2 separate regions of the Homo sapiens genome follow, and region 2 is linked to region 1. A link is a contact called in ENCODE Hi-C or POLR2A ChIA-PET data. All regions are on one chromosome and are shown on one strand. Each heading gives the region's core, a stretch centred on a gene start or an enhancer-like site at or near the end of the contact. The rest is flanking DNA. Distances are from core to core; before and after follow the strand shown.

Region 1 (2,846 bases), core at 143-2,642:
GAGCCACCGCGCCCGGCCTATAGAATATTCTTAAAGCCTCCATTTATGAAGAAACAAAGAAAACAAGTCACTGCCTTCTTACCATCTTTCTCTTTTTTCTGTGAGTGACAAAGAATAAGGAGCAACTAACAGCTGCCAGCCGAAGCCTCTCACTTCTGTTCTGCAGTTAAAGTCTCAAAGTCTGGGGCTGCTGTGAGCGTGGAGTGGTGCGTGCAGAGAGCGGCCCGTGCAATGCATTGTGCTGGCCTTGCTGGAGCTGCCCATGCAAGGAGCAGCCGTGCCGCACGTAAGCTACTCATGCAGGGAGCAGCCATGCAGGAGCTCAAGCAGAGGGCAGCCCTTGCAGTGCTGTGGGCACCTTGTGGAATGCAGTGCAGAAATCAGCCAGTGCAGCATGCATGCCAGTCCGGGTCTTCCCCAACACTGCCCTTGGGGAAACCCACACCTATTCTTACAGGAATGGCAGCAGGGGGTCTGCCCAAACCAAATTTAAGTTAAAAACAAAACAAAGCAAAACAATTCCTAAAGTGCCCCAGCTTATCATCTAACAGGCAATGGAGTTTCTCAGCACTGCCTGAGGTTGTTTGTAATTGTAAACTAATAGTAGTAAGGGCAGAGGCCAGATGTTAGATAACCGAAGTCAGTGGTAGACCAGCTGGAGAGCCACGCTGGGCTTAGATTTTAACTCTTAAGTTGTCTTGCTGTCCACTCCACACCTAGATATAATATGAGCAGAAAACAAAGAATTTCAATTTTAGTTCTTCGGGAAAACATTAGCTTTTTATTTTAATACTTCAGAGTTTGTTGAAAAAACCGTTTTTGGCAGGTTGGTACAAGGAATAATACCATCTGTATTTGTATGGTGCCTTGCAGTTTGTAAGTGCTCTCATGAGCATTATCCTATTTAACACCCACAGCCACAACCACCTTGTGAGGTATTGTCTCCCATTTTACAAATGAGGAAACAGACTTCTGAGAGTTTACAGCTTGTCCAAGGGCATACAGCTAGTAGTCATTAGAGCCATCCTGCTCCAGTATTCCCTCCACCATGCAACCAGCACTTTGATAGCATCTAGCTTCCTGTCTTCCCTGTCATTCTCATATTTACACAGAAAATCACCGTCTAAAAATCTTCCTCAGTGGCCATTCCATGTTACTCACAATAAGAACATATGTACCGTCAAAGGGTAGCTTCTTGATTGACTTTGAAGTCAATAATTGAATAAAAGAGGAGCCTTGTTATTTCTTACTTAGAACCATGCTGAATGAACCTTAGGGACCATTTGGTTCAAATATGTGTATATATCTAAATCTAGAGTAAAGCCCTTCATAAGGAAAGTGAAACTCCAGTTAATTGCAAAGACTAGGGCCCACTTCCTCAAACTCAGACCATTGTGTTCTTTCTGTTAAAGTACACCTCCTTCAACAGAGGTACAGTTCTTGTCTCAAGAGCTAATTTGACTTGAGATTCTAGCAGATATTCCTGAGTATCTACTCTGTGCAAAGCCCTGTGTGGAACCAGCTCTGGAGGACTTTTGGATCTAGTGGGAGAGACTTAATCCAGGAGAAAATGCACCTAGTGCTAAGTCTTCAGCCATTTAAAAGACTAAGAATGTCATAGATAATCCAAATTTGGTCTTGGTCATCTGGAAACATTTATGAAGAAGCCCTTTCTTATATGTTCTTATATGACCTCCTATTTGTAGAAAAATAGCAACTGTGGCCACTTTGGAACTTTTGGAATAATGCCACCCATCCCTGAGAAGCTGAAGTATAAGATTAAAAGCAAATCAAACTGTGATTGTTAGCACCAAGTTTCTCTTTAGGTCTTGCCCCTAAAAGTTTTAACTTAGAAAATCCCATATTACTCATATCTTATTATAAAAGCTCTGCTAATAACTTTGAACTCCTTAAAATACATTTTCAAAGAGCTGATGGTGAGCAAGCCACATGTTTCATGGCCTTCCCTCAGCACTGATCAGCCGACAACCTGGAGAGCCTTTCTGAATGCACCCCTGATAATTTGGGCTGTCTCCAAGTCAAGATGAATTGATAGGGAATGCAAAATTGATCAGAATAATTACAAGTGCCATTATATGAAAGAGATCACTTTGCCAATGAACACTCACAGAATGCCTTTACAGACCTAATTTGCACCAGAATTAAGTTTGTCTTTCTCAATAGTTGCTTCCCAAACTAAACAAACTGCATTGTATAAGTGGGTCAGTTTTCACAGTACTCTGCTTGAAATATTCAGATATACACAAAGGCAGCTGGATTGTAAATTTCAAGGGCAAACTAGTCTCCAATAAAGCAGGTATGGGAGGAAGCTGTGTTACATTCTTAGAGGGATGAGTTTCTCTTTAACTTATAAAAACGCATTCAGTATCCTGCTTGCTTTGCGTGGATCATACTTAGCTTCCATTTTTGCCTTTTAGTCAACCTCTTTTCATTTACTCAGGTTTCTGCCTCTCAGTCAGCAGTATTTGGCTATAATCAGGTGATTTTGCCCTCAGTTAGTTCTCCAGGGCCTAAGAACTCAATAGTATCGAATGGTTTTGGGTAGGGTATTTTTTTTTTTTTTTTTTGAGACGGAGTTTCGCTCTTGTTGCCCAGGTGCATGCAATGGTGTGATCTCGGCTCACTGCAACCTCCACCTCCCGGTATCAAGCAATTCTCCTGCCTCAGCCTCCCGAGAAGCTGGGATTACAGGCACCCACCACCATGCCCAGCTAATTTTTGTATTTTTAGTAGAGATCAGGCTGGTCTCGAACTCCTGACCTCAGGTGATCTGCCTGCATTGGCCTCCCAAAGTGCTAGGATTACAGGCGTGAACCATGCGCCTG
Region 2 (2,846 bases), core at 144-2,643, 140 kb before region 1:
TTGACTGCTGGGAGGTCTCCGGGGTGGGGTCCTGGGGGGAGGAGTGTCTGATTGGCGGCTAGGTTCTGTTTTTCAGACCAGATTAAAAAAAAAAAAAATTCCCCTGTCGCCTGGGGAGATGTCTCAGTCACTTTTCTCCAGCAGGAAGCTGCTTCATGTTGGAGCCTCCTGGGATTGGCAGAGTTAAAAATCCTTTAACCCAGGATGCCTTGGGCCTTTTGTTCAGCCCTGACAATAGAATTGGGTGGAGGGGGCTGGGAAGGCAAGTAGCTGGGTTAGAGATGCATCCGTGGGGTGGGGGTATGGGGAAGCTTGTGTTCAGCCACTGGGTACATGAAAGCAACTGTGTGTGTGTGTGTGTGTGTGTGTGTGTGTGTGTGTGTGTGTGTGTGTGTGTCGGGGGAGGGTATAAGGGAGCCCAGGGACACTGGGGCACCAGCTCGTTAACACGTGTGTATGAATGCCGGCTGTGCGCTTGGCAAATCCTTAATTACACAGGGAGAACTTCCTGAACCGGGAACTCAGTATCGGTCCCTGAAAGGTTGGGTAATGGCTTCTTCTTGCATCTGGAATCCAAGGGGACCAATCTCTCTGGCTCCCCTGGGCTCTCAGATTCTTCTAGATGTCTTTGTCTTCTAAAATTCTGGGATCCCAAGGGAAGACACATAGTTAAGGACACTCAGAAATGCATACCTTTCAACCCTACTAATCATCCTAAAACCTGTGCTTTCAACATATCACGTCCTTGATCTGTAACCCTCAGGGGCACCCACGATCTCCAATGACTGGGAGTGATGGCATTTAAGTCTTTCCACCATGCAGAAGTTTCTTCCCTCATTCCCCATGAATTCTCTCCTGTAGCCAGCCTGGCCCCTCATAACCCCTTGGATATACTGTATCTTGAATTCTCCAGCCTTTCTGCAGTTGCCTTCCTGGGACATTCATTCCCATGTTCACAATCTAGCCAATTGTATCCCTTCTCTATTCAGTTCTAGCATCAGTCAGTCAATCAACAAGCATTTATTGAAAGTCCACTATGTACAAGACATGTTCTAGGCCCTGGTAATACATCAGAGACTGAGACAAATACCTGTTCTTAAGGATTTTATATTTTAATGGGAGAAACAGAGTAGACTCATGGCTCACGCCTATAATCCCAGGACTTTGGGAGGCCAAGGCAAGAGGATCACTTGAGGCCAGGAGCTCAAAACCAGCCTGGGCAGCAAGTGTCTTCTTTTGCCTCTGCAAAAGAAAATTAAAAATAACAAAAAAAGGAAGCTAAACTAGAGTATTGTGGTAGAGGGGTGTGTGTGTGTGCATGTGGGTGCATCCGTGTGTGTGGTAGGTTGATGGGTGCTGTTTTATTTAGCCAGGGAAGGTCTCTTTGAGGAGGTGGCATTCGAGACCTTCTGGGTGGGAAGGAGGCAGCCATGTGGTGATCTGGGGAAGAGTGCTGCAAGCAGAAAGGCAAGTAAAAACAAAAGCCCTGAGGCAGAAATGTGCTCCTTATGCTTAAGAAACACCGTGAAGGCCAACGTGGTTGGAGCAATGTGAGCAAGAAGAATAGAGGGGCCTTGGGAACATAGGTAGCTGAGTCCTCATGGATCAAGGTAAGAAGTGTGGGTTTTATTTTGTTGCAGTGGGAAGCCTTTGGAGGGTTAGAAGGTGGGGAGTGAAGAAAACAGTTAAGATACTATTGCAAAAGTCCTGGCAGGAGGAGATTTTAAAAACCACAGTTGTGGCTATGGAGATGGTGAGATGTGATACTGGTTTCTGGGTCAGTTTTGGAGGTGGGAATAGATAAGGCTTACTGATGATCTGACCCAGGACTAACTGGGTAGTCCTATGTTGGGGGTAGGAGGTGGATCCATAATTGTGTTTGGGCCATGCCAAGACCTATCAGACATCAGGTAAATATGTGTAGACAGCTTTGAGTCTGGAGTTCAGATTTAAATTTGAGAACCAGCATGTAGGTAGTCTTCAAAGCAGTAGGCCAGAATAATTCCACTTAGGGAGAGAGTCAAGAAAGAAGGTAGCAGATGGCTGAGACTGATGCCACTCCAACCTTTAGAGATCTGGTAGGGGAAAACCCAGCAGAGCAGACTGAGGAAGACAGCCCATGACACTGGAGGAAAACCAGAAGATGGTGATTACAAGGAACTCAGCAAAGGAAGTATTTTGAGAAAGAGGATGTATCAGTCTGCTATTGCTAGGTAACAAACAACCACAAAAATCTCAATGGCATAACAGTAAATATTTATTTGATTCACAAAGCTGTGAGTCAGCTGGAGGTTGGCTAGATGAGGCTGATGTTGGCTGGGCAGCTCTAAGCCACCGTTGGGCTGAGCCTGCTCTGCATACATGTCCCTCACTCTTTTTGTACCTGCAGGCCAGCTAGGGCACATTTTTCTCCCATGGTGATAATAGGCACAAAAAAGCAGGTGGAAACATAAAATGCCTCTAAAGACCTAGATTTGGAACTGGCACCATGTCACCTCCTCCTACATTCCATTGGCCAAAAGGGGTCATGCAGCCACGCCCAAAGTCAAGGGGCAAGAAAGTACAGTATAGTCTACATCTAGCGGGAGGGACTGCAGAGTCGGATTGAAGGGGATAGGGATAGAGTGAGGCAGGACAAGAAATAGGACCCATAATTCAGTCTTCCACAGAGAGAGTGGTCAAACGCATTCAGTGCCACTGACAGGCCAGATGAATAGAGGATGGTGAACTGGCCACCAATGTGACCTTAAGATGTCAGTCATTGGCATCCTTGATAAGAGCTATTAAAACAGACAACTAGGGCTAAAAGCCCAGTTGGAGTGGGTGGAAGTGAGAATGAGAAGTGT

The links. A loop is a pair of places that touch in the nucleus more often than their neighbours do. ChIA-PET counts read pairs that join two places held with the same protein, here RNA polymerase II (POLR2A). Pooled maps may share reads with other maps.
Region 2: a map of B cell shows a loop between it and region 1 (5-fold over the local background). The contact joins the promoter of LINC01800 here to the enhancer-like site in region 1. A Hi-C loop is called at or near these places in 4 of 168 maps with a recorded cell type or tissue (B cell, GM12878, left ventricle myocardium inferior and 1 more), 15 of 37 single-sample maps with no recorded cell type and 10 of 50 pooled maps. POLR2A ChIA-PET finds 5 or more read pairs at or near these places in 7 of 52 experiments (A673, H1, K562 and 4 more).

Annotation. Positions count from the first base shown.
Region 1 is chr2:64,725,722-64,728,567 of GRCh38, reverse strand. No RefSeq gene overlaps it. Among named protein-coding and RNA genes, the nearest start is that of SERTAD2, 73 kb to the right of the region's middle. Within about 2 kb of position 1,392, at least 7 of the 41 ENCODE cell types and tissues checked have a DNase peak (open chromatin) inside an H3K27ac peak, as active enhancers do; they include B cell and GM12878, where a contact is called at or near this core.
Region 2 is chr2:64,862,178-64,865,023 of GRCh38, reverse strand. LINC01800 (long intergenic non-protein coding RNA 1800) reads left to right here and starts at 1,393. Exons shown (of 5, transcript NR_110224.1): 1 at 1,393-1,610.